2 separate regions of the Mus musculus genome follow, and region 1 is linked to region 2. Evidence: chromatin loops called from intact Hi-C (ENCODE). Cell type or tissue: gastrocnemius. All regions are shown on one strand. Links, peaks and the distances in the headings refer to the core of each region. The heading gives the core; the rest is flanking DNA.

Region 1 (16,054 bases), core at 4,195-12,194, 370 kb before region 2:
GCGAGTGTCTCAAGCATCCCAGTGTGCTGAGCGTCTCAAGCATCCCAGTGTGCGAGTGTCTCAAGCATCCCAGTGTGCTGAGTGCTCCTCAGATGCCATGGTTTCCTGGGGTTCAGGAAGATTCCGTGGCTGGATGGATTGGCCACGGGCAGGAGCCAGGATTTTTCTTTCCATGCAAGTTTAGCTTTGGGAAGTGTTTTGGAGCTTTTTAGTCCAACCTCTGAGTTGGTCACTGATGGTTGTCAGATACGAACCACTTTTTGCTCCATGTTGCAGTCCAATCAAATAATGTTTGGTTATCGCTGCATAGAATAACAGGGTGGAAGTTCAAAGGTATGACTTATAAATTATTTTTTAGTCATCTCATGAGGTCCTCACCCAACTTTTCTACTTTTCCAACTTAATTCAAGTGTCTAGCGGCCATCAGTGATCCACACTGAATTCTTGGCAACATTAGTGTAGTCATAAGAGCATCGCTTCAGTAATGAACGATTGTCACCAGGTTTGATGACTGGGCCACTGCACACCTCGTTGTCAAGGCCTTCATCTCTTTTGCAGAGCGTCTCCACACACCTCTGCCTTGTGTGTTCATTAGCACTTTCAGGGCCAGATGAGTTGGTAATGTTGTTAGTTGTCTGTACTTTTTCATTGTCTATTTGAACTGGAATAAGAAAATTGCTTCAACTTGTTTCTTGTTCATAGTCATTACTATAATATAAATATAAAGTAGGCAACAAGTAGTGTCACTAGCAAAAAACCAAAACCAAACAAAGCCAAAAGACCCACGACTCCGAAGTAGGAGCGTTAAAATGATATAAAATATTACCGTATTTATTTAAGAATTTATTCCAAAATCAAAAGATAAATTTCAACAATACAAAAAAGTTTACTCTTGCCGGGCATGGTGGCACATACCTTTAATCCCAGCACTTGGGAGGCAGAGGCAAGCTAATTTCTGAGTTCGAGGCCAGCCTGGTCTATAGAGTGAGTTCCAGGACAGCCAGGGCTATACAGAGAAACCCTGTCTCAAAAAAACAGAAAAAAAAAAGTTTATTCTTACACCAGCTTGAATAAATGACACTTTAGGACATTTGAAATTAGACATTAGAGCATTGTGGAATATTTAGTGTTGGCTTCATGCTCAGCGAGAGCGTTAGATTGTTCAGAATTGAAAGAAATTCAGGACTGAAGTTTTCAGTATAATACACATAAAATTGCTGTTTTTCTCATTTTGTGCATATGGTAAGAGTATTACACTTGCTACATACTTTCAGATTAGTTTTTATACAACATAAAATGCAACACAGCTGACTGGGAAAGTGCAAGAACCCAACAGACACTAGAGGGCTCTCATAGAGCACCTGAGAGACACTAGGAGTTAAGTCTTGGCTCTTACCGCCTGTCCAGCATTTCTTATGTCTCAGGTGGTACCCAGATCGCTTGTGATGTAGTAATTATTTTTGTGTGGAATCATTGTGCTCTAATGTCTAATTTCAAATGTCCTAAAGTGTCATTTATTCAAGCTGGTGTAAGAGTAAACTTTTTTTTTTTTTTTCTGTTTTTTTGAGACAGGGTTTCTCTGTATAGCCCTGGCTGTCCTGGAACTCACTCTATAGGCCAGGCTGGCCTCGAACTCAGAAATTGATAACTATTATTGATAATCATTGATAACTATTATTTCTTTTTGAAACTGGTAATTATCTTAAAAAGGTAACCATATTTGAGAATAAGATGGATTGTGTGTAACTTAATACTTTTTGCTCTGATTAAAATATTTTATTATCTATTTGTGAGTGCATGTGTGCATGTCTGTGTGTGCATGCACACTTAGATAATGACTTCCAGAGCTTGAGTCTCCTGTGTGGGTCTTAGAAATTGAACTTAAGTCGTCAGGATTGCCAGCCACTAAACTGTCTCAGTGACCTTTCAGTATGATTTATCAGACTGTTCTGAATATACAGTATTCTTGAGTATACAGAATTGAAAAGTAATATGATATAGACTTTATACTTGCCATCACCCAGTATAATGTACAAATTATTCTAGAAAACATTTTTAATAAATCATAACATCAAAAGATTCCTTAATTGGAAGTTTATAAAGACAGGTTTTAGATAATGACTAGTCTGCAAAATAAGTGTTTTTATTTATTTAATACTTTTTACTAGTTTGCAAAGAATCAGGTTTTATTATATCTTTTTTTGACTAAATTTTAATATTTGAGATTTAATCTTTAAATATACATTTACATATATATGCATGTATGTATACACACACACAACACACATGTGAATGTGTGTGTACATGGAGGCTAGAAGAGTTAGGGCCTCTGGAGCTGGAGTTACAGGCAGTTGTGAGCTTCCTGATGTGGTGCTGACACTAACCCTGCATCCTGCGCTTGAGCTTGACCACTGAGTAGCCCCTCTAGCCTCTGAGTTCTCAACAGCAGGCTCACTGTATTGTCTTAACCATAACAATGAAGTAATATGGCACAATATTGGTTGTGTATGTGCATGTGTGTATACATACACACTTAGATGTGTATGTGACTATATTTGGAAGAGGCAATAGCTGAGTGGTTGAGAGTTTGGGTTTTTTAAACTCCTGAAATGTATTTTAATTCTAACTCTGTGTGTCTTTCTTTGTTCAAGTAACTTATGTCTAAACTTCCTATTTTTCATTTTTTAAATTAATTTTTAAGTTTAGTATGCAAGTAGTAGTGGGTTTCATTTCAGTATTTGCCTGTGCGTCCACGTGTGTGTGTGTGTGTGTGATTATATGGTATTCTTATTCATTCTTTTCCACCTGCCCACCTTTTGCTATCCTTCCTTCTCAGCTCTCACCAGTGTCCTTCCTTCTTGCCAGTCTCCTTTTTCTTTTGAGTCCTATGCATCCCATAACCCTTTCACTTGTCCCTACTCCTGTAAGATGGTCTCCTCCTTTCTCATGGTCCCCTTCTACATTAACAACTTATACAGAGGTAGACTGGGATATTTGTCTTTCTGAGTCTGTCTAGCTTACTTTGCTTAACGCGATGATTTCAAGTTCCATCCATTTTCTTACAAATGTCATTATTTCTTTTTTCTTTACAGTTGAATACAATTCTGTGATGTTAATGTATATTTTCTGTATTCATCTTTTGATAGACGTTTTGGTCTGTTTCCATTTCTTTAGCTTGTAAATAGTCCATCAGTAACCATGTGCATCCTGTGGTATGTTGACTTACAAGTCCTCTGTGCTCTAAGTGGGTCCTGTGGTGATTTTGTCTTTAGCTTTTGAGGAACCTCCACACTGACTTCCATGAAGGCAATACCAGTTTATATCCCACCAACAGTGAATACGCATTTTTCTTTCTTCACATTTTTTAGCATTTGCCTTTATTTCTGATAATAACTATGCTGATTGGGGTAAAATGGAATCTCAAGCAGTTTTCATTTGCATTTCCCTAATGGCTGGGAATATTAAATACTTTTTTGAATATTTATTGACATTTGTAGTTCTGTTTAGAAATTGTTGTCTCTGTGTGTGTGTGTGTGTGTGTGTGTGTGTGTGTGTAAGCCTGTGCATGGGTGTGGAAACCTGAGGTCAGTACTGACAGCTTCCTTTACAATGCTTCCCCTTGCTTTCTGAATTAGTTTCTCTTACTAAACGTGGAGACTGCCAATTGATTTGACTGCCTGTCCAGTAAGCCTTTGGGATCTACTTGCCTCTGTCTTCCCAGCACTGAGGGTACAGGCACAGCAATGCGCCTGGATTTTACATGGCGGCTAACGATCTGAACACAGAGCCTCCTGTCTGCACAGTGAGCATGGTCCCTGTGTCCCCAGCCCGTGTTCTCTCTAAGAAGTTTATTCAGTTCATTACTCCATTATTGTTGGGATAATTCACTTTTAAAAATACTTTGTTTCTTCTTGTTTTACGTGCATTGGTGTTTTACCTGTATGTATGTCTGTGACGGTGTCAGATAGCCTGGAATTGGAGTTACAGACGGTGGCGAGCTGGGACCTGGGAGTTGAACTTAGGTTCTCTGTAAGAGCAGCAAGTGCTCCTAACTGCTGAGCCATCTCTTCAGCCCCAGTTAGGTTTTTTTTTTTTTTTTTTTAAGTGTTTTGTTTGTGCAGTTCTTTATATTTTGGATAGTAATCTCTTGTCTGACATGTAGCTCACAAAGATACACATTTTTCTCCTTCTGTAAGCTGCCTCCTCCCTCTGTTGGTAGTTTCTCCATTGGGTAGGAACTGCTTGATTTCTTGTACTCTCATTTGCTTATTCTTAGAATAATTTCCTATGTTACCATAGGAGTTCTTTTCACAAAGCCCATGCCTGTGACTGTATCTTAAGGACCTCTAGCAGTTTGAGAGTTTTAGGCCTTATAACTGTGGAGGTGTTTCATCCACTTGATTTCTGTGCAGGGCAAGAACTATCGATACCCATACCTTTTCACATGTAGATACCCAGTTTTTCTAACACTCTGTTAAAGAGGCTGTCCTCTTTCTTTTTTTTTTTTTTTTTTAGAGATTTATTTATTTATTATATGTAAGTACACTGTAGCTGTCTTGAGACACTTTAGAAGGAGGGCGTCAGATCTCATTACAGATGGTTGTGAGCCACCATGTGGTTGCTGGGATGTGAACTCAGGACCTTTGGAAGAGCGTTTGCTGCTCTTAACCGCTGAGCCATCTCACCAGCCCTCCTTTTCCTAATGATTGTGTTTCGTTAAAGATTAGTGGGTGTAGTTGTGCAGGTTGATTTCTGGGTCCCCCGTTCGAGTCATTGCTCTGTGTCTTAGTTACTCGTCTTGTTGCTGTGATAAATATCTTACCAAAGCAACCTAGTGAAGAATGGGTTCATCACTGCAGGGAAGGCGTGGCGGGAGGAGTGGGAGGAGCTGGATGATGGCCGCCGATGCTCCACTTGCTTTCTTCTTTTAATTCAGCCTAGGACCCTGCCCATGGAATGCCTAAGGTGGTCTTCCCGCCTCCGTTAACCTAATGTAGATAATTCCTCACAGCATGCCCAGAGGCTCGTTTTCTAGGAAATTCAAGATCCTGTCAGGCTGATGATGTTAACCATTACAACTCTAAATCTTACTAATTTGGCATCCAGTCCAATTACTTTTAAGCCATAACTTTCCACCCTTTTCCCCCATAGACTCATGACCATTTTATAATAAAAAATTCATTTAATCCAAAAAAATCTCCATCATTTTTAATCATTACAACATTGTTTAAAAGTCCAGAAGGGAATAATTGGGACAATTAGAGGAAATCAGACCAAAGCGAGACTAAAACTCAGCAGAGAATGTATCAAATCCTGCAACTCTGTGTTCAGCTCTGGGACCTGTGATGCAATCTCTGGGCCCCAAAGGACTTAAGTAGCCCCTTCTTCATCCCTCCATCTCTGTCACTACCGCATACATATCCTTATCTTGTGTCAACTCTACTCCGTGTCTGGAGTTGTCCTTGGCAGCTGTTCCTTGGTTCTGGTATTTCTAACATCCTGGGTTCTCCATTGTAAATTAGGTCTTTCTTTTGTAGTTTCCTGCAATGGCCTCTCAGGACCTCCGGTCCTGCTCTGCATTGCTTTGCCTCGGGGCTTTCTGACATGGTAGTCAGCCCTCCATGATCCCCTTAGTCTGCTTCTCATGCCGGCAAAGCCAGTGATGGTGATGCCAAGTTCTGTTGCCAGCTTGAGATGGAGCCTGACCCCTCAGACCACAGCCACATCAGCTTCTGCTTCTGTCTGCTGAGCCTGGAGAAACCCTTCCGGTTCAGAGAACAGGGAGCTGCTTCGGTAGCAGTGTGTTTCAGGTCAGGGGCTCCCCTTGCAAATGAATTGACATTTTTTATGAAATGGAGCCTTCACTGGCTGGAGCCTTGCCCTCAGGACACCTTTGCTGTTGTGTAGAACACAGCAGCAGACTTCCTTAATGGTGCGAGTCACTTGAGCAGTTGCAGCTGCCTTCAAACCTGCCTTGCCTGTAAGGTTAACTTGCTCCTGCTATTTTCCTTGTAAAAGTACACATTTTCTTTCTGCTTAGCTGCTTTTCTTCCTCACATAGTCCTAGAGTGGAGCAGTTGGACAGTTGCTGCGCCACAGCCAAGTGTGCTCCTGTCTTGGAATTTCCTGTGCCAAACAAATTAGTCCTTTACATTTAAATTGAACCCCACTCAAGTCTTCAGGACATAAATGAAGTCAAATTCTTTGCCAGGACATCACAGGAGTGCCATTAACCCAGTTTCTAACAGAGTCCTCATTCCTTCCTGGAGCCTCATAAACCTCCACTGTTTGTGTTTCTCTTGTTAGCTTTTCTTCCAGGCTCCTACCCAGAAAGGCCCGGTAAGCTCTGCTTACAGCGTTCTAGCCTCTGCTTACAGCGTTCTAGCCTTTGCCTACAGCGTTCTAGCCTTTGCTAGCCACCACTGACAGCCTGTCCTCAGTCTTCCCATAAATCATGGTCATGTTTATCACAGCAGCAGTCCACTTCTCAGTGCCAGTCCCTGTCCTTCTGTGTCTGCTGCTGGGACACAGCATTCATTTGGGGCTATAGTTCAAGGGCACAGGCATTACAGAAGGGAGGACAGGACAGCAGGTGCGTAAGGCTACTGCCGAGAGGGATGGTTGATGAGGCTCAGCCCGCTTTGTCCTTTGTATTCCCTCCAGAACCGTGGCCATCTCCAGGCATGCGGTCCTTCCGCAGTCAATCTGACGTGGATAATCCGCACAAACATGCCCAAACGCTTGTCTGCTAAGTGAATCTAGGTCCTATCCAATTGATAGCATTAACCATCGCAGTCTGTATCGCTCCCTTATTAAACTTTGTTTTAATGGGTCTTAAAATTCTGTGGTGAGGTTTGTGGGGTTTTTTTTTTGGTCATGTTTCTTCTATCAAAATTTACTGATTTTAAAAACTAATAATTCGTACATTAAAAAGGTCCATAAAATAAAACATTGTCCCTTTTTGATTAGGAGATTTTATTGCACCTTGTCATTATTAACCTTGTATTAAATTTAAATGGCCAATTAAAACAAATAGTTCTGAGACCATGCATACAGGTGTAACACTAACATTCATTTAGTTTTTTTGAGCTCTTTGGGCAGATGTGATGACCTTACCACCTTCTTGTCTGTGGCCTTGATGAACAGTCTGAGTCATATGAATAGCAAAATGATCCAAAAGGAACTCTGAAAGCACAAAGGCTTACCTGGAACTATATTAATGGTGGCAGCTTCACCAAGTAGGATAATGTAGGGCTATCTTCCAGCTTCCCAGCAGAAAGGTGATGGGTCTTTCCTTTCAGCTTAGCAAGTTTGCGTGCTGTGTGAACTATGTGATAGTCTAGTTCAGGCGCAATACCAGCTTTTCTCTGGCCTGAATGATTCAGGAGTCACCTGAGCAGTGAAGCCAGCACTTCGATTGCAGGTCATTTTTGCTATTGCCGCAAGGAGCATCTCAGACAGACGTACTTGGCATTGACTCCCCCAGAGTCACCAGAAAGAACCTCAGGTGCATTTCAGTCGACTTTATACTTCAATTGTGACATTGACTAGAGCACAGTTACCTACCAAGCAGGTTTGATAACAGCAGTCTCCACTTGGCCCACAGCAACAGTACCGGTACCGATAGTTTTATAGACACCTGGGAGGCAGGTGCGTACATTGGCTGCTCAGTTAGGCAAATTAATGGTAGGATACATTCCAAAGCTACCAGCAGTAGGGTTGCATTGGTACTGTTATCTTCATGACTGACTGTATTCTTGACCCAAGGCAAGCTAGCCATTGACACCAGCATGCTGCCTGCATCCTAAGGAGAAATCAACACAAATGCTACCGTGCCAGGTTCATAACCAATTCTTTTTATAAATTGTCTTCTTTTATATGTATAGATGTTTTGACTACATGTACATCAGTGCACCACACATGTCCCTGTTGCACACAGAGGCCAGAAGAGGGCATCAGATTGCCCGGAACTGGAGTGATGGATGGTTGTAAGCTGCCCTGTGGGAGTTAGACACTCACTGACCCTGAATTCTATGCATGAGCGGTAGCTGTAAAAGGAGTTATAAATTCTAGCTGTCCCATATAGAAGACACACAATCCAGGTATCTTATTTACAAGTTGTAAGCCTAGATTGGGCAGGTTTGGAGCTATTCTAATTTACATCCCAACATTTAGCATTTGAATACATAACAGCACCAGACCAACTGCCATAGCCAATTTTCCTAAGAAATTTTCTTTCTTTCTTTTCTTTTTTTTTTTAAAGATTTATTATATGTAAGTACACTGTAGCTGTCTTCAGGCACCCCAGTAGAGGGGGTCAGATCTCATTATGGATGGCTGTGAGCCATCTTGTGGTTGCTGGGATTTGAACTCAGGACCTTCAGAAGAGCAGCCAGTGCTCTTAACTGTTGAGCCATCTCTCCAGCCCATGAATTTTCTTAATGTAAACACTTCATTAATAATTTCTTGGGGGCTGGAGAGAGATCTGATGCTTTTTCTGGGTTGTCTGAAGACAGCTACAGTATACTTACATATATATAATAAATAAATCAATCTAAAAAAACCAATCTCTTCACATCTCTTCTGACTGAAGGCTGCTCAGTGGAATCCATTTTTGTTGATAGCAATAATTGCTTTATTTCCAATGTTTAAGCCAGAGGCTTGGTTATGATTTAGCCAGTTTTAGAGAGCCAGCTTCAAACTCAGCAATACCCATAGCAATCATTTGGCTAGCATGGTCAGCCCCAGATATGCCTTTAAAGTCTGTGTGTCCTGGTGCACGGAAAATATCCTTGCTATTTCCAGGGAGGAGTAATTGCTGACTCTATGCTCAGCTTTCAGTTTATCCAGGCCCTGGGCCATCTCTTTTCAATGTTTTAGTGTCCTTCTGTCTCTCACCACTTTTGTACATCAGTGGTGACCTTGTTCAGTACATGTCAGGTAATAGTTAATAGTTTGTGTTGCTAATGTAAGACAGAGCAGAGATTAGTGAGATAGAGTCAAACAGAAAGTTGTTTTTTCTTTTTTTAATAAAGAAGATTGTTAATGCCCTTGCCAAACTAACCGAGAGAGAGAGAGAGAGAGAGAGAGAGAGAGAGAGAGAGAGAGAGAGAGAGAGAGAGAGAGGAGATAGCATTAATAAATATTAGAGGCAGCAAATTCTAGCAGAGCCTGCGAATCATTAGGGAATAACTTTAAAAGCACATCCCCCCTGCCGGGATTGACAGCGCACACTTTTGATGCCAACGTTTGGAGGCAGAGGCAGGTGGATATCCATGACTTTGAGGCCAGCCTGGTCTATATAGAGAGTTCTAGGACAACCAGAGCTACATAGTGAGACTCTGTCTTGGGGAAACAAAACAAAACTACCAAAACTAAAAACACTAAAAGAAATGGATGAGCTTGTAGGTAACTATGATGTCAAAGTTCAATCAAGAAGATATAAACAACTCTTCCTGTCATAATGTGTTCTTTCCTTTGCTCCTGTGATGGAGATGGCAATCTTCCTTTTCTGTGTGTAGCAGCATTCCTTCAAGAATCCTGGAGTACTGGCTTGGTGGCCATGAACTGCCTTTGTTTGTGCTTGTCTTGAAATACTCTTCATTTCCCCACCAGATAGACTTTAAAAATAGACTCACCTGCTTGTTTGTGTCCTTTTTCTAAATAACATGGATTTACAAGTGGAAAATTCCACATCTGGCCTCATGTAGGATTTTTGACCTTCAGTAAGATTTTACAGTTGTTCTCATAGATTCTATGTCTAATAATTTTGCTGTTATATTATAGGTTTGATCTTGATAGTAAGAGAATTTTTCTATTATATTATTTATTGTTATAATGAAGAGAAAAGGTAATAGCTTTGCATGTTTATGTTAGTGTCCAGTCATGGCACTACTACTAAGACTCTTACTAATTCCCATAGTTATTTTAGGATCACCAATACTATTGGTTCTATTCCTTTATTAGAGACCCAAATCCTTTAGAGGTTTTGGGGTTTACCATATCATCAGCAAAGAAGTTTTTTTTTTCTCTCAACAGCAGATAAGCTAATTCTCAATTTATTTGCTAGACAGTTAAAGAAAAAATGTTAGAGAAGTGACATAGGACCAGAGAAGGTCATACATACAGAATGAAAACAGCAAGTGTGACAGCAGAGCATTAGTTACTCTACAGTTTGCATGTTATTGTCTTTGTTTTAATTGGTCTTATAGTGTACTAGAGAATTAAGGAGGAAGTCATTCTGATAAATTGCTTTGTACATATTAACTACTATAGAGATAAATATTAAAGCTCAATGGGTAAATTTTGCTTTGTGCAAAGTCCATTAAAAACTTGATTTAGAGAGAACCGGACAGCTTCTGGGACGGGCAGAAGCACAGAGCCGCTGAGGCAGCAGCCTGGGCGGGCCGCAGACAACCGGCCACCATCCGGACCAGAGGACAGGTGTCCGCCTGGCTTGGGAGGCGACCTCAGCCTCAGCAGCAGCGGTCGCCATCTGGGTTCCGGGACTCCGCGGGACCTAGGAAATTAGTCTGAACAGGTTAGAGGGTGCGCCAGAGAACCGGACAGCTTCTGGGACGGGCGGAAGCACAGAGCCGCTGAGGCAGCAGCCTGGGCGGGCCGCAGATAACCGGCCACCATCCGGACCAGAGGACAGGTGTCCGCCTGGCTTGGGAGGCGACCTCAGCCTCAGCAGCAGCGGTCGCCATCTGGGTTCCGGGACTCCGCGGGACCTAGGAAATTAGTCTGAACAGGTTAGAGGGTGCGCCAGAGAACCGGACAGCTTCTGGGACGGGCAGAAGCACAGAGCCGCTGAGGCAGCAGCCTGGGCGGGCCGCAGATAACCGGCCACCATCCGGACCAGAGGACAGGTGTCCGCCTGGCTCGGGAGACGGCCTTGGCCTCAGGAGCAGCGGTCACCATCTTGGTTCCAGGACTCCCTGGAACTTAGGATTTTAGTCTGCACAGGTGAGAGTCTGCACCACAGAAGCTGACAGCTTCTGGGAACTGCCAAAGCAACACAGCTTCTGAGAGAGGCCCTGTTTTGGGCCTTTTTCTTCGACCAGGAGGAGGTCCAAAAACAAGATATCTGCGCACCTTCCCTGTAAGAGAGCTTGCCAGCAGAGAGTGCTCTGAGCACTGAAACTCAGAGGAGAGAATCTGTCTCCCAGGTCTGCTGAGAGACGGTAACAGAATCACCAGAAGAACAATCTCTAAACAGAGTCAACTATAACTACTAACTCCAGAGATTACCAGATGGCGAAAGGTAAACGTAGGAATCCTACTAACAGGAACCAAGACCACTCACCATCATCAGAACCCAGTACTCCCACTTCGCCCAGTCCAGGGCACCCCAACACACCCGAAAACCTAGACCTAGATTTAAAAGCATATCTCATGATGATGGTAGAGGACATCAAGAAGGACTTTAATAAATCACTTAAAGAAATACAGGAGAACACTGCCAAAGAGTTACAAGTCCTTAAAGAAAAACAGGAAAACACAATCAAACAGGTAGAAGTCCTTACAGAAAAAGAGGAAAAAACATACAAACAGGTGATGGAAATGAACAAAACCATACTAGACCTAAAAAGGGAAGTAGAAACAATAAAGAAAACTCAAAGTGAGGCAACACTGGAGATAGAAACCCTAGGAAAGAAATCTGGAACCATAGATTTGAGCATCAGCAACAGAATACAAGAGATGGAAGAGAGAATCTCAGGTGCAGAAGATTCCATAGAGAACATCGGCACAACAATCAAAGAAAATGGAAAATGCAAAAAGATCCTAACTCAAAATATCCAGGAAATCCAGGACACAATGAGAAGACCAAACCTACGGATAATAGGAGTGGATGAGAATGAAGATTTTCAACTCAAAGGACCAGCAAACATCTTCAACAAAATTATTGAAGAAAACTTCCCAAATATAAAGAAAGAGATACCTATGAACATACAAGAAGCCTACAGAACTCCAAATAGACTGGACCAGAAAAGAAATTCCTCCCGACACATAATAATCAGAACAACAAATGCACTAAATAAAGATAGAATACTAAAAGCGGTAAGGGAAAAAGGTCAAGTAACATACAAAGGCAAGCCTATCAGAATTACACCAGATTTTTCACCAGAGACTATGAAAGCCAGAAGAGCCTGGACAGATGTTATACAGACACTAAAAGAACACAAATTCCAGCCCAGGCTACTATACCCAGCCAAACTCTCAATTACCATAGATGGAGAAACCAAAGTATTCCACGACAAAACCAAATTCTCACATTATCTCTCCACGAATCCAGCCCTTCAAAGGGTAATAACAGAAAAAAACCAATACAAGAACGGGAACAATGCCCTAGAAAAAACAAGAAGGTAATCCCTCAACAAACCTAAAAGAAGACAGCCACAAGAACAGAATGCCAACTTTAACAACAAAAATAACAGGAAGCAACAATTACTTTTCCTTAATATCTCTTAACATCAATGGTCTCAACTCCCCAATAAAAAGACATAGACTAACAAACTGGCTACACAAACAAGACCCAACATTTTGCTGTTTACAGGAGACACATCTCAGAGAAAAAGATAGACACTACCTCAGAATAAAAGGCTGGAAAACAATTTTCCAAGCAAATGGACTGAAGAAACAAGCTGGAGTAGCCATCCTAATATCTGATAAGATTGACTTCCAACCCAAAGTCATCAAAAAAGACAAGGAGGGGCACTTTGTTCTCATCAAAGGTAAAATCCTCCAAGAGGAACTCTCAATTCTGAATATCTATGCGCCAAATACAAGGGCAGCCACATTCATTAAAGAAACTTTAATAAAGCTCAAAGCACACATTGCACCTCACACAATAATAGTGGGAGACTTCAACACACCACTTTCACCAATGGACAGATCATGGAAACAGAAACTAAACAGGGACACACTGAAACTAACAGAAGTGATGAAACAAATGGATCTGACAGATATCTACAGAACATTTTATCCTAAAACAAAAGGATATACCTTCTTCTCAGCACCTCATGGTACCTTCTCCAAAATTGACCACATAATAGGTCACAAAACAGGCCTCAACAGATTCAAAAATATTGAAATTGTCCCATGTATCCTATCAGATCACCATGCACTAAGGCTGATCTTCAATAACAAAAAAAATAACAGAAAGCCAACACTCACGTGGAAACTGAACAACACTCTTCTCAATGATACCTTGGTCAAGGAAGGAATAAAGAAAGAAATTAAAGACTTTTTAGAGTTTAATGAAAATGAAGCCACAACGTACCCAAACCTTTGGGACACAATGAAAGCATTTCTAAGAGGGAAACTCATAGCTCTGAGTGCCTCCATGAAGAAACGGGAGAGAGCACATACTAGCAGCTTGACAACACATCTAAAAGCTCTAGAAAAAAAGGAAGCAAATTCACCCAAGAGGAGTAGACGGCAGGAAATAATCAAACTCAGGGGTGAAATCAACCAAGTGGAAACAAGAAGAACTATTCAAAGAATTAACCAAACGAGGAGTTGGTTCTTTGAGAAAATCAACAAGATAGATAAACCCTTAGCTAGACTCACTAGAGGGCACAGAGACAAAATCCTAATTAACAAAATCAGAACTGAAAAGGGAGACATAACAACAGATCCTGAAGAAATCCAAAACACCATCAGATCCTTCTACAAAAGGCTATACTCAACAAAACTGGAAAACCTGGACGAAATGGACAAATTTCTGGACAGATACCAGGTACCAAAGTTGAATCAGGATCAAGTTGACCTTCTAAACAGTCCCATATCCCCTAAAGAAATAGAAGCAGTTATAAATAGTCTCCCAGCCAAAAAAAGCCCAGGACCAGACGGGTTTAGTGCAGAGTTCTATCAGACCTTCAAAGAAGATCTAATTCCAGTTCTGCACAAACTTTTTCACAAGATAGAAGTAGAAAGTACTCTACCCAACTCATTTTATGAAGCCACTATTACTCTGATACCTAAACCACAGAAAGATCCAACAAAGATAGAGAACTTCAGACCAATTTCTCTTATGAATATCGATGCAAAAATCCTCAATAAAATTCTCGCTAACCGAATCCAAGAACACATTAAAGCAATCATCCATCCTGACCAAGTAGGTTTTATTCCAGGAATGCAGGGATGGTTTAATATACGAAAATCCATCAATGTAATCCACTATATAAACAAACTCAAAGACAAAAACCACATGATCATCTCGTTGGATGCAGAAAAAGCATTTGACAAGATCCAACACCCATTCATGATAAAAGTTCTGGAAAGATCAGGAATTCAAGGCCCATACCTAAACATGATAAAAGCAATCTACAGCAAACCAGTAGCCAACATCAAAGTAAATGGAGAGAAGCTGGAAGCAATCCCACTAAAATCAGGGACTAGACAAGGCTGCCCACTTTCTCCCTACCTTTTCAACATAGTACTTGAAGTATTAGCCAGAGCAATTCGACAACAAAAGGAGATCAAGGGGATACAAATTGGAAAGGAGGAAGTCAAAATATCACTTTTTGCAGATGATATGATAGTATATATAAGTGACCCTAAAAATTCCACCAGAGAACTCCTAAACCTGATAAACAGCTTCGGTGAAGTAGCTGGATATAAAATTAACTCAAACAAGTCAATGGCCTTTCTCTACACAAAGAATAAACAGGCTGAGAAAGAAATTAGGGAAACAACACCCTTCTCAATAGTCACAAATAATATAAAATATCTCGGCGTGACTCTAACTAAGGAAGTGAAAGATCTGTATGATAAAAACTTCAAGTCTCTGAAGAAAGAAATTAAAGAAGATCTCAGAAGATGGAAAGATCTCCCATGCTCATGGACTGGCAGGATCAATATTGTAAAAATGGCTATCTTGCCAAAAGCAATCTACAGATTCAATGCAATCCCCATCAAAATTCCAACTCAATTCTTCAACGAATTAGAAGGAGCAATTTGCAAATTCATCTGGAATAACAAAAAACCTAGGATAGCAAAAACTCTTCTCAAGGATAAAAGAACCTCTGGTGGAATCACCATGCCGGACCTAAAGCTTTACTACAGAGCAATTGTGGTAAAAACTGCATGGTACTGGTATAGAGACAGACAAGTAGACCAATGGAATAGAATTGAAGACCCAGAAATGAACCCACACACCTATGGTCACTTGATCTTCGACAAGGGAGCTAAAACCATCCAGTGGAAGAAAGACAGCATTTTCAACAAATGGTGCTGGCACAACTGGTTGTTATCATGTAGAAGAATGCGAATCGATCCATACTTATCTCCTTGTACTAAGGTCAAATCTAAGTGGATCAAAGAACTTCACATAAAACCAGAGACACTGAAACTTATAGAGGAGAAAGTGGGGAAAAGCCTTGAAGATATGGGCACAGGGGAAAAATTCCTGAACAGAACAGCAATGGCTTGTGCTGTAAGATCGAGAATTGACAAATGGGACCTAATGAAACTCCAAAGTTTCTGCAAGGCAAAAGACACCGTCAATAAGACAAAGAGACCACCAACAGATTGGGAAAGGATCTTTACCTATCCTAAATCAGATAGGGGACTAATATCCAACATATATAAAGAACTCAAGAAGGTGGACTTCAGAAAATCAAACAACCCCATTAAAAAATGGGGCTCAGAACTGAACAAAGAATTCTCACCTGAGGAATACCGAATGGCAGAGAAGCACCTGAAAAAATGTTCAACATCCTTAATCATCAGGGAAATGCAAATCAAAACAACCCTAAGATTCCACCTCACACCAGTCAGAATGTCTAAGATCAAAAATTCAGGTGACAGCAGATGCTGGCGAGGATGTGGAGAAAGAGGAACACTCCTCCATTGTTGGTGGGATTGCAGGCTTGTACAACCACTCTGGAAATCCGTCTGGCGGTTCCTCAGAAAATTGGACATAGTACTACCGGAGGATCCAGCAATACCTCTCCTGGGCATATATCCAGAAGATGCCCCAACTGGTAAGAAGGACACATGCTCCACTATGTTCATAGCAGCCTTATTTATAATAGCCAGAAGCTGG
Region 2 (16,054 bases), core at 4,285-12,284:
TTCCATTACAGATGGTTGTGAGCTGCTATGTGGTTCCTGGGGATTGAACCCAGGAACTCTGGAAGAGCAGTGTGTGTTCTTAGCCGCTGAGCCAACTTTCCAGCCCCTCTGCTTCTTTTCTTTACCATCAGAATCCAGGCGGCTAAGGCAGTTCACAGTTCTCAGCCTTTCTAATGCTGAGGCCCTTTAACACAGTTCCTCAGTTTTGTTGCTATTTCACAACTATATTTCGCTACTGTTTTGAATCATAATGTAAATATCCGAATGCAGGGTACCTGCTATGCGACCCTTGCAAGAGGGTCATTTGAGCCTCCCTCCCCAGTGAGTCACGCCCCACAGGTTGTGAACCACTGGTCTGAGGGAGTTGCTTACCTTCCTCTTGAGTGAATTCTCATTCACTTCTCAAAGAACAATCACTTAATTCTTTGCCTAAAACTCTGATGGCACAATTGTACCAGCGAAGAGGGGTTCTCTCTCATTGGCTTTTCTGCAAGCATTGGCCAGGGGTCTGAGGCTCATGGGCCATCCAGCTGTTCCAGCTGGTCATTTCTTCAGTAGCAGAAATATCCTCAATAGACTCTGTCGACTCTGTTGATTGTCTTTCTATTCCTCTGTTCAGCCCTGGCTTGGGTGGGTTTTCTCTGCTGGAAGGCTTGGTGGTGCACAGAAAAGTCTCAGAGACTGAGGTAGTGGAAAGAGCCAGGCACCTAAGGGAAAATCCTGACACACATATGAAGGCTATTTCTTTTCTAGCTCATGTTGTATATCTAATGTTTACTGACAGGCTAATTCTCTACTCTTACTTTATCTCTGCCTTGCCTGGAGCAGGCTACTGCGTGTATGAAAACATTTCATTTCTGTTATTTTACTTCGTTCGTTCCATATTTGTTCTTAGAGTCTTCACCTCTCCTTGCTAGGCCTGTCATCATGTATCCTTGACTGCCTTAAGCAGGTTTTTTTCTCAAAAATATATTTGAGGAACTGAGACATAGATCAGTTGGTAGTGTACTCGCTCAGCATACGTGGCCTTGGGTTTGATCCCCAACATCACATAAACTGGATGTGGTCACACACGCCTTAAATTGGATGTGGTCTTACAGGCTTATCACCTCACCACCTGGGAGGCAAAGGAAGGAGGGTCACAAGTTCAAGGTCATGTTCATCTAGTTAGAGGCCATCCTGGGCTACATGAGGCCCTTTCTCACCCATATAGGCATAAATAGAGATAGATAGATATAGATAGACAGACTTGATTATAAAAGCCCATTGTCTTAAATTTATAAGTAGATCAATTTTGCTTATACAAAGTATCCCCCCCGCCTAGCTCCTGAAGGAGCATTCATGTAAAAATAGTGAGATCACAGCACAGTTGTTTTCTTGAATTTGTTTCAATATCAATGAAAAATATCTTTGAAAAGCAATGTTATGTTCCAAGTTGTTTGCATCTCTCTGTTGTAAGATCTCACTGTTAGTCTTTATCATCTTGCTGAAGCCAGGTTGTAAATCGTTCAATGTCCTGAGCTAGGGAAAACAAATGGACCTGATTTGTAACAATGTGCTCCATCCATACAAAGGTCAAATGTGGCCACAGCTGACTGAGGCAGGTCTGAGTACCATAGCTTTGACAGGGAACGTTCTAGGGAGAAGTTAACACTGCAGGCAGGGCATGCCTAACTACATTGTAACACGAGCACCCAGACTGGGACCTTTGTGCTTTGTAATATTTCTCTTACTCTGAGTGGAGTTTTAGTGTCTGTAGAAGATGTAACACACTAATCACCAATTTGAACTTCTCTGTTCTATTCATAATTGCTACAGCTTTCAATTTATAGACATTTCATAGGCAAAAAAGAGTTTAGTATAGTTTTCTATTTTACTCCTAAATTCTCTTACTTTCCAAAAGTAGCTGCTGTGTCACTGCCAGGGTTGCCTATTGTGGGAAAATGATACCTCCCCACCATCCTGATTTGCGGGTTTGACTGTGCCCTTTGTTTCACAAAATAAAGCTTGAGTGGCCACAATACGTGCCACTGTCAAGTTGACAGTGGCAAAGCCGCAGTGCTGTCTGCCCTCTGTCATTTTCTTCTCGAGCACGCCTTGTAACATCCCAGAAGATTACTGCTTCAGCCTGCATCCCAGAAGGACACTTAAGCAGAGTCAATGACCAAGGGCTTCAGCTGACCATGAAGGGCACCGTGCATGAGTGGGAAATGTGAACGTGTGTGTAGAAATGTAAAATACATGTGTGTGTGTGTGTAAATGTGTACACAGCTGTATGCATCTTATCTTGTGTTTAACTGGGAATGGGGGTGTGGGAGTGTCAGGGATAATTGTTTTCTTTAGAAGGAGGTTTATAAATTACTTAAGATACTCTGGTCACATTCTTGTGCTTCCTAAGTCATTTTGAGAGCTGCTCCCCTGTCTCTTGTGTTATCTCCTTTCCCCCTAGTCCTCTGTCATTGTCCGTGTTCTTAATTGCATCCTGTTCGTTTAAGCATTTTAAACTGTACTTATCTTTAACTTGGGGGTGGGGAGAGCTTGGGAAAGTGACAGCAGTCAGTCCCATCAATGTCATGATGATAATTAGGATGGGGATGGGCTTGGGGGCGGGGGGTGGGGAGAGAAGGCCTGCCCAGATCCCTGAGGAAGGAAGGCAGAGCTGCTTTCAACTGCCATGGCCGCCCTTTGTGCGAGTTGCTAACAAGTGGGACCAGCGGTGTTGTGAGTGTCCCTACCTTCTCTCACCCCCAACCTTGCACAGAGTTGCCAGCAAGTAATGAAGTCCCTGGACAACTGCATTGCCTTCTGAACACCGAGGCGCTTGGCTGTATTCAATTTCACAATCCTTTTAGAAATTGTCTCCGGGTGAACTGCGCCTTTGAATTCCCACAAAGTGCATAACCGAGAGGTTGTGCGTTATCACATCTGAAGCTGGCTATTGCAGTTCTAAATCACCCTTTTCTCGGGTAGCTCGGGGACTGTGGTTAGACAAATTAATCCTGGGAGGAGTTACGCAATTGTAATGTTAGAGAGGAGATTCGAATGCCCTCAAGCCCCTGGCAACCACACACATCAAAATCCCCCATTTAATTTATATCAAGCATGGAATTAATAAGAGTCCATGGTAATAAAGTGTCAGGGCAAGAAATGGAAAATAGATATTATAAAATATTTATGTAAAAACTAATCTCCTTCATAATTCCCTTTTTTTTCCTCTTCAGGACCTAGTAATAAAATTATGGAAACCACTGTAAGAAGATTACTATGTTTTATGAGATACACGGAAGGGCCCTGGCACAGTGCTCGTATCAAAAGCCGAACATGCCAAAATAAACGATCGCAGAGGAAAGAACGAATGTGCCGCTGGATACTTCTCAATTTCTAATGACAAATTTTACATTGACTCAGTAAGCTATTCTCCCCTAGAACGTGCCTAAAATGTTATAATGAATGCAGCTGGCAGAAAAAATGAAATGTAATTGACTGACATCTTTTAATCATGGCAAAGGGAAGCCAGAAAGGAGACCCCAGAATCTCTTTCTCTATCATTCATGTTAAATGCTGTTTGTATTGTTTTAGCTTCTGAACAAATCCAACAGCATTTTATAGGAAAGAGGGCCATTTTTCCTCTTTGAAAAGATGAGTTATGAAAGACAACACTGGATGTTCAATGGTAGCTTTCCCTCTTGGCTGGCATGTCATTTAATTTTTTTTTTTTAAAAGAAAAAGCTTTCTTGGGAGAGTAAAATCATGTAGAAGGGAAAGGATCGTGGTTAGGGAAAGGACCGTGGTTAGGGAAAGGACCGTGGTTAGGGAAAGGACCGTTGTTAGGGAAAGGACTGTAAGCCCCCTTTAATGCCTGGGTTTGGGGAGGTTCAGTCTGTGTATGTGGGATTCACAGATTTCCACAGTCTTTTGAAACATGGACTGGAACCTTGAAGCTACTAACAGTATTCAGCAATTCTGAACTGGTGACATCCTCAAATGTCCAGTGTGTGTATATGAAAAAATATCCCTGCTTGGTTTGCATAATTTTCGTATTGATGGAGTTTCTGTGATAGCAATATAGAAAAAAAAATACATACGGTGGTTATAAAGCTACCATCTTCTGCAGTCTCTGTTTTTGTCAACTGTCTTTTTCTCAGGAAATTGCACTTCATCCTTCATTGTCATTTGTCTGTGCCGTACACTCACATGAAACAGGATCCTGTGATCCTTTGATAATGGAAGCGTTCTGTTCCATGTTGAGAAAGGCAGATCCAAATGTAGAAAACTTTACTCCAAGAGGGTAGGAAGTTAATGATCTCTCCAGACAAGAGCAGGTAGTGTTCCTACAAGACAATGAACAGCTATCTTTGCACTATGCAGATAGTAAATATAATCTAGTTTTTATACGTGAACAAGCAGTGTATAGTATGGTTCAGATTTTACATTTGGAAAGAGTGCAAGTGCTACTTGTGTCACACAGTGTTGTTTGTGGTTTAACACCATCTCCCATGTGACACTTCCTAGGATAACAGCTATCTTGTGAACGCCCAAGCACATGCTTGCACGCGTAATGCATTCGTGACAGCTGCCCCAGGAAAATGACACACCTCTGAATCTGTGGCCTCTTGATGTTGTTTGGAGGACAGTAGCATAGTTGTCATTTTTACGTGCTGACTTGGGGGCGGGGGGAGGTGCTATTGCTCCCAGTCAGTATTCACTCAAACCTTAATCTAAGTGGTGACGTGAAGACACCGTAGATGTGAACGGCATCTCCAATCCGTTGGTTCTGAGTCTGGATCACCTCCAGTCATACGTGTGGAGCCCTATACAATCAGCTGGAGGCCCCAAGTGTAAAAGCTAAGATTTCCCAAAGAAAACATTCTCCTGCCTCAGGACTATGACTCAACTTCTGCCTAAGTTTCCAGGTTACCTTAGTATGTTGGACTTGCTCCCAACCCCTTGCTATCATGTGGGCCAATGCATTAAGAAGAAACTTTGTGTGTGCACTCAGTCATGCATGATGTAATGATGTTTTGGCTAACAGAAGACCACACATTTGAAGGTTATCTCTTCAATGATAACAGAGCTGAAAAATTCCTATTATGTCCTGGTGTCGTAGAACAATGACTTATTCACATGATTTCTGTGATGCCGGGTGATCTACTGTGCTGCAATTACATAGAAGTTCAGCACACTGTGAACAATGCACAGTACTTGATATAGAACAACTACAATCCTGCTTTATCTACCATACTGTATGTCCTTATGAGTTTAAATGTGCTCTTATTTAATATTATCAAGCAATATGTCATTAGTGCATACCGATGTTTATGTGATAAGAAAATCATTCTTAGAGCAGAGGTAAGAGGGCTCGCTACCAAAGCATGAGGACCTGGGTTCAGATCCCCAGCATCCATGTAAGAGTTTGGATGTGGTCATATGTGTTGGTAATATGCTGAGGGAGGCACAGAGAAGAGGATCACCCAGGCTTGCTAGCTACCAGCCCAGCTCCAGTTTTAGTTAAGAGACCCTGTCTCAAGGGACTAGGTGGAAATTGACAGAGCAGGACATATGCCACATCCCTTAGGTCTCTGAGCATACTCGTGTGTATGTACCATACTAATGCACACACATTATCACACACAACTTATTCTGAGAACATATCCTTGTCATTAAGTGATGCATAATATTATATATATCTACATATGTATGCATATACAGATACAGGTAAAAGCATACAGTTATGTGTACAGACACACACATACACACACACACACACACATATACACACAACTGTGCATGTTCAGCAAGCCCATCTTAAATCACCTCTACACTCATCTTGCCCTTCCCATGATAGGCAGGGCAGGGAATGCCTGTTGAAAAGTCGGGGCAGTGTGCACTCCAGTACAATCCTTACTACCAGTTTGGAGATGTCTGTCTTCAGCGTTCTCATCGTGGTCGATATTTGCTTGAGTCAATAGCTGTTCATGGTGAAGAAGCACCTTTGAGGGTTAAGTGCTTTCAGACTCTGAACACCAGTGCCTGCCTTAAAATGCCACTTAGCTGTCTAATATCTCTTGTTCATCCTATCCCTACACAGCTACGTGTCTGGAGAAACCAGCCTACACTTGCTGCTGCCTACTTCGATGTGGTCACAGCCCTCACCACAATACAGAAACTGCTTTCTTTAGACTCAACAGAGCCTTTTCCGTGACTGTATCTGATATGCATTGACTTCAGTTTACTTATTGTCTTAGCTTGATGAATCCACTCGTGGCCTATACTCTTTCCCTAACAAGGTTCCCTCTGTCTTCCTCGGCCATGTCTCTCTTGGTTTGCATCTTGTGTCATCTGCCTGTAGTATTGCAGACTCTTCCAGCTAAAGTGGTCTATTTTGGGTTAAGCAGTATCTCCCAAAAGACAGATCGATGTCCTGGTCCTGCAACCTGTGAATGTGACCTTCCTTGGTAATTGTGTCTTAGCAGATGTTATCCAGTTAAAACAAGGATATTAGGTTGGGTGCTAATCAGTATGACTGATGGCCTCAGAAGAAAAGGAAGACAAGAGACCAGAGGGCTGTGGGACAACAGAGGCAGAAGGTGGGGCAGTGCAGCCTCAAGCTAAGGAGCATGCCAAGGATTGCTGATAAATGGCAGAAGCTAGAAAAGGAGGGATCGACCACATCAGATTTCAGAGGGAGCTGGGCCCTGACAGCAGAGTGATTTAAGACATGTCATCTCCAAGATGATGACATACAACCCTTGTGCTGGTTTATTCCACTTGTACTTTGTCACAGCAACGGTAGGAAATTAAGATGGGGGTGGGGTGGGGTGAGGTGGGGGTGGGGGTCGGGTAGGTGGAGAGTGTCTGGAGAGATAGTTCAGTGGTTAAAAGCACTCCTTGATTGTCGCGGGCCGTCCAGCGGCTCGCGAGGAACTGGTATGGCTGAGATGGCAGACTCGAGCTGAAAGAAAAGGAACTAGACTGACGGGAGAAAGAACGGAGCTAAGACAACCGGTTTCTAATCAAAGCTCAATTTTACTATTCAGTGCACTGGGTTATGAAGAAGGGGGAAGGGGCTCATTCCTGCCAAACAATCCTGGAGTCCAGTTGCAGGTGACCACGTGCTTGGCTCCGGAGCAGCTAGGCGGCAGGTAGCAGGTAGCAGCAGTGGGAGTGGCAGAACGATGGGGCGGGGCGGCAGGCTCCACCCCACGCTCCCTTCCTGCTAATAGTGAAACCTGAGCTAACAGGTTTCAGGCCGAGGGTGGGGAGGTTACACTTGATCTTGCAGAACCTTTGATACCCAGCCCTCACATGGGATGCTCCTAACTGTAATGTCAGTTCTAGGGGTTCTGACGCCCTCTTCTGGTCTCTGCTAACTCCAGCATACTCATGGTATCCACTCACACAAACACAAACTTCTTGCCCATTCTCCACAAAGGGCACCTTCCTCATCTCATGGGTTAAATGTAGTTTCATTCAGACTCATAAGCCCGAAATTTCTTTTAGTAGAAATAGAGAAATCCAGGATAGGCAGAGCTACACAGAGAAACCCTGCCACCCACCCCCCCCCCCAAACAAAACAAAACAAATAAAACCAAAGAAACAAAACGAAATAGAATAGGCACGGGTGCTGCGTGATGCTGCCCACAGGAGCCGCAGTTTTAAGTTACAGTGACTCACAGGAAGGTTTATGTTGTACAGAATTCTGTCCTTGGTGATGGGCTGCCATTGCCTATGCCTGGACTGTTCTGCCCGTGGATCTGCCTGGCGTGGGGTACTTCCAGATGCCGCCCGTGATGATGATTCCTGGGAATTTGGCAATAACAAAAGGTCAGTATGTTCTCAGGAAAGCTTCTTATGGAACATTCTAGCATGGGGGGATGTTTAGCCTGGTGACTCTGCAGTGGAGTTTCAATAATGAATTCAGTAAGAAGCGTGTCCCCGGGCAGCTCTGTCCCCGGTGGGACTGTCTGATGAAGTGGGCTCTGTTAACCGCTCTGGGGGCTTCATAGGCTTTGATTACTGCTCACGAGGTTTGCATTTCTTCAAGGAGCTTAATGAGGTTTTTCTAGGGGGCAAAAATCATAAATTTCCATGTTTTAGTAGCTCGCTTGGTAGAAGCATAAATTGTACATCTCTCTCACAGCCCATAGGAGAGGATGCCTCACTTGCTTCTTCTGTGAGGTAGTAAGACAAATGTCATCTGGTCCATCACGTCTGAAGAAATATAGAGAAGAGCATGGTTACCATAAACATTAATTATCTTTTAAAGGGACATACTCAGTTTAAACAAAAATATCAGGTTTGCAAAATGTGTAATGTGTCTTTTGCAGCAGTAGGAGCCAATGCCCAATGTCAACTGAATGTTTTTATAGCCTTAAAATATCTGCATTCATTTTCTTTTATATGGTCATAATTATAGAGCAAAACAAATCATTTCTAGTAAATTCCAACTTATTTAAGTGATCTTCTTCTCCCACCAATCTTCTTTGATTGATTTATTTATTTCCTATTCTTTTGTTTAAAAGTACTTCTATATCTTAAATGATTCTAACCAAATTCATAGTTGATAGCCAAATGTTTTTAATAACTCTCCCCCATAGTTTAATGGCAAACACATCAACGTATGCTCGACTGCCTGTCAGCTCACTAATAGTGGCATCCGTTCCTCTGAGGAGCCCGGGAATGTATATATAAAAAATGCAATCAGAGGCATTCTAAATGAAATAGCAAATTTAGCTGATGGAATGTGTGGCATACTAATGAGCCTCTGCCAGGCCCGCTGTGCGCTTGTGCGTGACAGGCTGAGAGTGATGACCTTGTTCCAGACTTAAGCAGAGAGTCACTGCAGCTGGCGACAAATAGATGCCTCTGATTACACTCCAGCCACCCCGCCTCTCCTGGGACCTTAGTAGGAACTCGCAAAACACATGAAAAAAAAAATGCAACTTCAATTCACGTCACAGATTTGCTGACTTCTGGGGGAGTGGGGCACAGGCAAGGGGATACCTGGAGCTAAATCTCTGAAGTCCACAAATAGCTTCAAAATTCCTTGTTCTCCTAACTGATACACTTAACAAACAAACAAACAGACAAACAAACAAAACAACAACAAAACTAAACCTAGAAACTCATAGCACAGGCTGGCCTGGAACTTCTTATGTAGCTAAGGATGACCCTGAGTTTCTGAGCCTCTTGTCTCGGCCTTCTGAGTCTTGGCCATACCGGTGTGTGCTATTATGCCTAGTTTATGTGGTGCTGGGGATAGACCCCAGAGCTTCATGCAGGTTACACCAGCACTCAACCCACCAAGCCCCTTCTCTAACCCCTTAGGCAACATGTTCTCAAAATTAATCTTAAAATTCAGCAATTAATCTTAAAATTCGCTGCCTTCCCTTGCTGCTTACAATCTTTGAAAAATAAAAACCTTTTAAGCACAACCTGCAAACAGTTTAAAGGGTTCCCTAAAACAGGAGGAGGAGCTTAAGGACTGGTCCAGGAGTGGCGCTTTAGCTGATAACGCGGTTGCCCAGTGGGCTCAGTGGAGACACACACACTTCCTAGTACTGATGGTGAGAGGACTTGGCATAGAGAAGCTCCTGTTGTCAGAGAACAGAGGTAAGGCAGCTATCAGCCATGTGCCCACTGTATCAGTGAGGGACAAAAAGCTTTAATGCCAGGCTTGGATTTGCAAATGGGACACTTTGTCTCTAGGACATAAGTCTTTTTGTTTTGTTTTGAGATAGGGTCTCACCATATAGCTCTGGCTGTCCTGGAACTCATGCTATAGACTAAGGCTGGCCTCAGACTCACAGAAACAAGCCAGCCTCTGCTTTCTGAGTGCTGGGACTAGAGGTGTGCACCACTACTTCTGGCTCAGGACCTGAGTCTGAAGTGTTATATTTTGTTGCCTTTCTAGCCTTTCAAATGGCTTCTACTATTAGAATCGTGTTAGTATGTTCTCTTGGAAATCTAATCCAGGAAAAGTGTGCAAGGAAGCTTCTAATGTTTTCAACATGACAGGTCCACAGTCTTAGGGCTGATGTAGCCATGAACAAAGGACCAAGGGTTCAGCTAATTTTAAAACAGAGTTTGAAAGTTTAGCAGGGATTGCTTTAGAAGACTGTACACTCACTATAGATGCTTGGATACCATCCTGTGATGAGTTGGTCAAAGTGCAAGAGAGTGTAAAAGACACTCTTAACACTGAAATGAGAGAGAATAGCCAATAAGCAAACGAATCATGTTACTTAAAATCTGTGTAGCCAATAGCCAAGATGGTCCCCAGGGGTCTCAGCTACTTAATATTTATGGCTTTGTGCTTCCTCCCACTGTGTACTGGGATCAGTGCAGGAACACCACAGAATATGGCAGATACAAAGCCTGTCTTGGGTTCCTGCCCATACTGTACTGGGATGGGTCAATAGCCAAGCGTTGCTGTTTTCCAGAGTAGGTTACAAAAGACGACGTTGCTTCCCTTTGGCTTGCTCTTGCAGCCTTCCTCTCTTGATGCATTTGCTCTGTGGAGCACATCAGGTCGGCACATTGTGACCGTCTCTCTGAAGAGGACCATGGCATGAGGACTTGAGACCTTTGGCTAATAGCCAGCAAGGACCTGAAGCCCCCTTGTTATATCCACAGCTGGGCTCATGCTTTCAGGTTGCTGATCACTATAGCCTCTACTGACAAAGCAGCTGCAACTTCAGGAGCGATCCGGAGCCAGAATCACACAGCTGAACCACGCTCAAACTCTTGACCCTTAGAATCCGCAGAATAACAAGTGTTTACTGCCTTAAATAGCTATGCTTAGGGCGGGAAGTGCATCATACGCAGTAGATGACTAACACAAGAGCTGTGAGCACTGTCTGAAGAGGCTGAACTCCTGACACAAGCTCTTTCCATCACACCAAGAAAAATAAGTCACTTTCTCTAGCTGCTGAATATGGGAGAGATGAAAGAGAAATCTGTTAGGTCAGGACAGGGAAGCGTAGCTGAGCTTTTGACAATGTTCCCAGCTACTAAACGCAGCAATGGCAAATCCAAAGGCAATCTCTCTGAACAAGCGGCGATTTTGCATGGGAATTGTGTTAATTAATTTCTATCTGCGGATGGCTTAGGAAAACAAGATGATAGCTGGCAACTTTGAAGTCTCATGTTTTTACAGGCTTGAAATCACGTCTGGTGTAGTTCGAATTTAGTTCTAGGACACCATTGAAGGATACCAACTCTCATGAGAAGCATATTTGAATATACATATATATAAATCCATATGAGTGTATATATGCATACATAAAAACTCATACACATGTAAACATCTATGTCCATGCATACTCTATAAAAATGCTGATTTCATTTTCTAGTGTTAATTTTGATACTATGCATTTCATACGATTAAAATTATGAAACATTAAAAATCTAGAGAATATGGCACATGGCTAAAAGAAAATCCTTCAGTACACAGTTCATGTATGGGTTCAATCCAGATGTTCAAATAAACAGAAGAGTCCTTTAAAATAACTATGACAAGTGTGTTAAGAGAAAAATTTATGTGCCAATAAGCAGGTGAGGGAATTCAGGAAATCATAGGAGAAAACACATTGATAGAGAAACACAAACACACACACACACACACGCAGAGAGAGAGAGAGAGAGAGAGAGAGAGAGAGAGAGAGAGATTAAAATGCTGGTTATATTTATGTGGAAATGTAAAAACAGATTTTCTTCAAGAAGGAATTAGTTGAAAAACGTATGCTATTTGATTTCAAATTAGTAGGAAACTAAGTTATCAAGATGTTATGTTGGCACAATGGCATGAACCAGATCAATGAGACAAAATAAAGTTTAGAGGGAGAGATACTTGCTAACAGCTAATTTTTTGATAAAAGTTTCAAGTGAAGTCATTGAGGAAATGGATATTCTTTTTTCCCTACTGTTTTGGCAGTGCTTTTATTGTTTGATAGTCTCATGCATGCATATAATATATTTTGATTAAACTTACACACCTCACATCTTCAATCCCTGCCTACTTCCCTACCATTTGCCCCTCCCAATTTCATGTGTTTTTTTAGAAAACCCATTGAGTCCACATAATCTGTGTGTGTATGACTGGAAGACAGTCTGCTTAAGCACAGGTCAGGGGTCACAGATCAAATACACGGACTCTCCCTCCTCTGGCAACCATAAATGGCCAATGGCTCTCAGCTAGGGTGTGGCTTCATGAGATCTTGGCCAGCTTGATCTTGTGCAGGTCTTATGCACACATTCATAGCTGCTGTGAGTTCTGTAGGCAGTGATGCTGTCATGTCTACCAAATACTGTTTTCCCCAGGTGTCCACCATGACTGGCTATTACAGCTTTTGTCTGTCCCTTCTTCTGTGGTGATCCTTGAACACTGAGAGTAAAATATAAATGTCCTATCTGTATTCTATCATCCTCTGCGTCTCCTTGACTTCTCCTTGACTAGGTGTGGTTCTCTATGTGAGCCAACATAGAGTGTAAAATGAAAATTATCTATTAAGGTTTGAAAGATGTACACATATATATGGGTATAAAGATAAAACTGAAGAGTCAGTTTATCACTGTGTTCATTTAGCAGAATAATAGTATTAGGTTCTCCTCTAGAGGTAAGACCCAACCAACCATGGGGTTTTGGCCAAGTTAACAGACCCTGGGTTTTGTCTTGTGGGATGGGCTTAAACAGCACCAGGAAGTGACTGGTTACTTCTCTAACAGTGGGCCACTATGATGTCAATAGGGGCATTGTCTCCCACAGCAGAGAACCTTTTGATAAACAGTGCTGGAATGATTGGATATTTAAAAAAAAAACTCTCAAATTCTCTATCACATTTGCAATGATGAATGTAGAGAATCATAGACAAAAATGTAAAATCTAGAATTATAGAACTTCTAGGTGAGCTATGTGAAAGTAGGAGTGATCGTATCAAAAAATTTTATATTCTACATCTCGAAAGGATCATTAATAAAAAGAACAGGTAATCCAGAACCAAATATTAAGAGATATCTAAAAGATTTACTCGATGAAAATTTTCTCTATAGTACGTTAAAACTCGCACAGATGAATTAAAAAGGGGTAATTCTTTACCCAGTAGCACCAATAAAAAAGGCTTACGCAGACATTTAACAAATGAAGATACCTGTTATAAAATTAACATTAGAAAGTACCGTCACGATTAGCATGTATGAGAGTGTGCAGATTAAAATCACTACGTAGTAGCATTTCAATTTATTTTCATGACTAAAATAAGCCTGATTAAAATACCAAGTGTCCCAGGACATAGAGAAACTGAAACTCTCCAATCTCCTTTGTGAACTTGCATGCTATAACCACTTTGGACAGATATTTGACAGTTTCTTACAAGGCTACATTTATAACTCTATGACCCAACAGTTTTACACCTTAGCGTTTACTCAAGAGAAATGGCCTACACCTATAAAAGGATCGGGCAAAGATGTTTATCACAGATTTAATCATTGTACTTTCCATCTGGGTATACCCCCTTAATATAATACACCGTGTATCCACAAATTGTGATGTGCACTAACCAATGGGTTCTGTGGAAAACTATACAAAGGAATCAACTACATCTACACATAATGGTGTTAATGAGTTTCCTAAGACAGACCCGTTATACAATCTGGACTTAGTGTACTGAGAGGTGTTAAACTGGTGGCTTCCTAAAATGAGAATGGTCCCCAAGTGAGCCAAAGGGAATCTTCTGGGGGTTACAGAGATGACCTGTACCACAGTTACTGTGGTAATCAAACAGCTAGACACATTTCTGAAAACATATCAAGCTACATAGTTTGTTACCTTAAACTTTAAGTCAATACAGTTGGTTCAAATGTTTTATTCTATTTTTAACATTCAACATTTTTGTTACCATTTTCATTTGCTACAAAATCCTCAGATTTACCAATCACATTTTTGCTAGGTTTGGGGGGAAATATTTTTAGCTCCCTATTAAGAAGACAGCAAGTTGTGAGATGTGAACTTTGAGGTGGCAATTCTGGGGTTAGAAGTTTTTCTTCTTGATTCTCTCAAACGATGCGCCTCCTTCCTTCCAACATGAAAATTCTGTTAGTCTCTGACATGTCTGTTAAGCCAGAAAATATGTTGAATTTTTGTTTCGCCCTTGATTGTTATATCAGCTTTCATAATATTCTTCTGTGCCTCAAAGAATAATGATGGAAGAAATGCTGGCCCTCCTTTTCAGAGCGATGTGCAATAAGATGACTAATTATTGTGGGCAAGGTACCCTGGAGTAACATCTTCTTTCTATGCGTTTGAAAGAATATCAATTAACAATACTCTGGTTTTGCAGGGTTGCAAAAACACAGCTCTAGAAATGAACCACGAGAGTCCAGGGTGGTGTGCTCCAACTGCTGCCACGCACAAGCAGACCAGCTATGTGACGAACAAACAGATGTCTTGGAGTGACAGTGGCTGTCCTGCTGTGTCTTCTCGGAGATCAAGCCATCCATGAGAAAAGCCAGCATGAAATTCTCCACAGGTGCTTCATTTCGCCACCTTCACTGCAAATGTGGATAGAATTCACGGCCAGAGTCTGTGGATATTTGAAGAGATGAATAATTGTTTTCTTAGCAGATTGAGCCGGTCTCTGGTGCTGATAGTGATTAGCTGGTGGGTCTGTCTCTTCCCCAGGCAACTTGGGAGCTTCCCTACCCCCAGCTGGGATGTAGTGATCCCTGAGGAAGAATACGACTCAGTACCCAAGTATCTCTCCTCGCTAAAATTGCAGCTATTAGGATTATTCTTTAGGGCTGAATTAACATTTCAGATATATGTAAATCCATAAAAGTAAACCAAAGCACACCGAATTCAAAAAGTTTAATCATAAGATGAATGGGTGCTTATTGCAGGAAATTTGGAAAATAAAAATGATACAAAACCTGACATTCTTAAGTGAGCAAGATCACACAGTATTTTTCTTGCTGGGTGTGGCTTGTTTCACTTAATGCAACATCCTCTGGGCTTGTCCATGTTCTGGGAAAAGGCAGGGTCTTCTTGTGGTTTTGCTTTGCTTTTTAGGACTGTGTAAGATGTCACTGTGGGTGGGAACCACATTTTCCTCATCCATTTCTCTGCCAGTATTTTAGTATCTTTGTTGGTATAAACAATATTGCTATTTACTTTGGTATGGGTTAATAGGCAAGGGAGATGTTGCTAGGATACATGGTGATACACTTTTCATTTCTTCTCCAACCTACCCCCTCCCCCCCATATTGTCTATTATGGCTGCACAAATCTACTAGCAATGAGCAAGAGTCCCTTTTTTTTCCCAATTTCTTTCAAACATATGTTTTCCTGTAACCTTATGATAATGGTAACCCCAAGAGCTCTGAGGTGGTATTCCATAGTAGATTTATCTTGCATTTCTTTTAATGATTAATGATAAATATTTTTCATATATCTTTGGAAATTTTCTTTGAATGAGTATCTATTGAATCGTTTTCCCATTTTCAAAGTGGAATCTCTGTTTTTCATTATTAAGTTGAATGTATTACACACTAGGCTCTTCTTTCCCCTCGAGTAGGCTCCTGTTCTACCGTGCTGACTGTTTTCTTCCCTCTGAAGAACTTCTAGATCAACATCCAGTTTATTTTGGCTGTTGTTTGTGATATTAAAAAATCATGGGACGTCCCGGAGACTTTCCTCACATCCTGTTCTGGGGTTTTATAGTATATGCCTTAGGTTCAGGTCTTTCCTTCATATGACCTGCATTGAGTTGGTTTGTAGGTGTGGCATTCAGTAAGGTTCAGTTTCCATCTTTTTGCACCATTAATTGAAGTGACTGCATTTCCTTGTGTCTTCTTGGTGTCTGTGTCAAAAATCAACCGACTGAGCATGTCTGGGTTCACTTGCTGAACTCTCTGTTGGTCTCACGGATCTGTGTGTCTATATTTATACAGAGCCGTGATGTTTCAGTAACTGCAGCTTCATAATATAGTTTCAAATCAAAGAATATGATACCTTCAATTTTGGTTTTCTTTCTCAGAACTACTTGTCTATTTAGAGTCC

The links. A loop is a pair of places that touch in the nucleus more often than their neighbours do. Peaks named below come from ENCODE experiments on the same cell type or tissue, not always from the same donor. Only the 100,000 strongest peaks of a DNase experiment are listed, where the experiment ranks them.
Region 1: a loop joins it to region 2, with 2.9 times the contacts of the local background. A loop is called at or near these places in 2 of 42 quality-filtered maps.

What each region holds. Positions count from the first base shown.
Region 1 is chr12:71,196,523-71,212,576 of GRCm38, forward strand. All of the region lies in intron 27 of 2700049A03Rik (RIKEN cDNA 2700049A03 gene), which reads left to right. It also overlaps the pseudogene Gm19045. Among named protein-coding and RNA genes, the nearest start is that of 2700049A03Rik, 68 kb to the left of the region's middle. In gastrocnemius, for the core only: a CTCF peak has its summit at 7,943 (motif pointing right); a DNase peak (open chromatin) is centred at 5,680; H3K4me3 peaks cover 388 bases; H3K27ac peaks cover 366 bases.
Region 2 is chr12:71,570,323-71,586,376 of GRCm38, forward strand. 9630002D21Rik (a long non-coding RNA gene) reads left to right here and starts at 7,609. Exons shown (of 3, transcript XR_872814.1): 1 at 7,609-7,824; 2 at 14,337-14,525. In gastrocnemius, for the core only: a CTCF peak has its summit at 7,367 (motif pointing left); DNase peaks (open chromatin) are centred at 7,265 and 10,384; H3K4me3 peaks cover 289 bases; H3K27ac peaks cover 1,329 bases.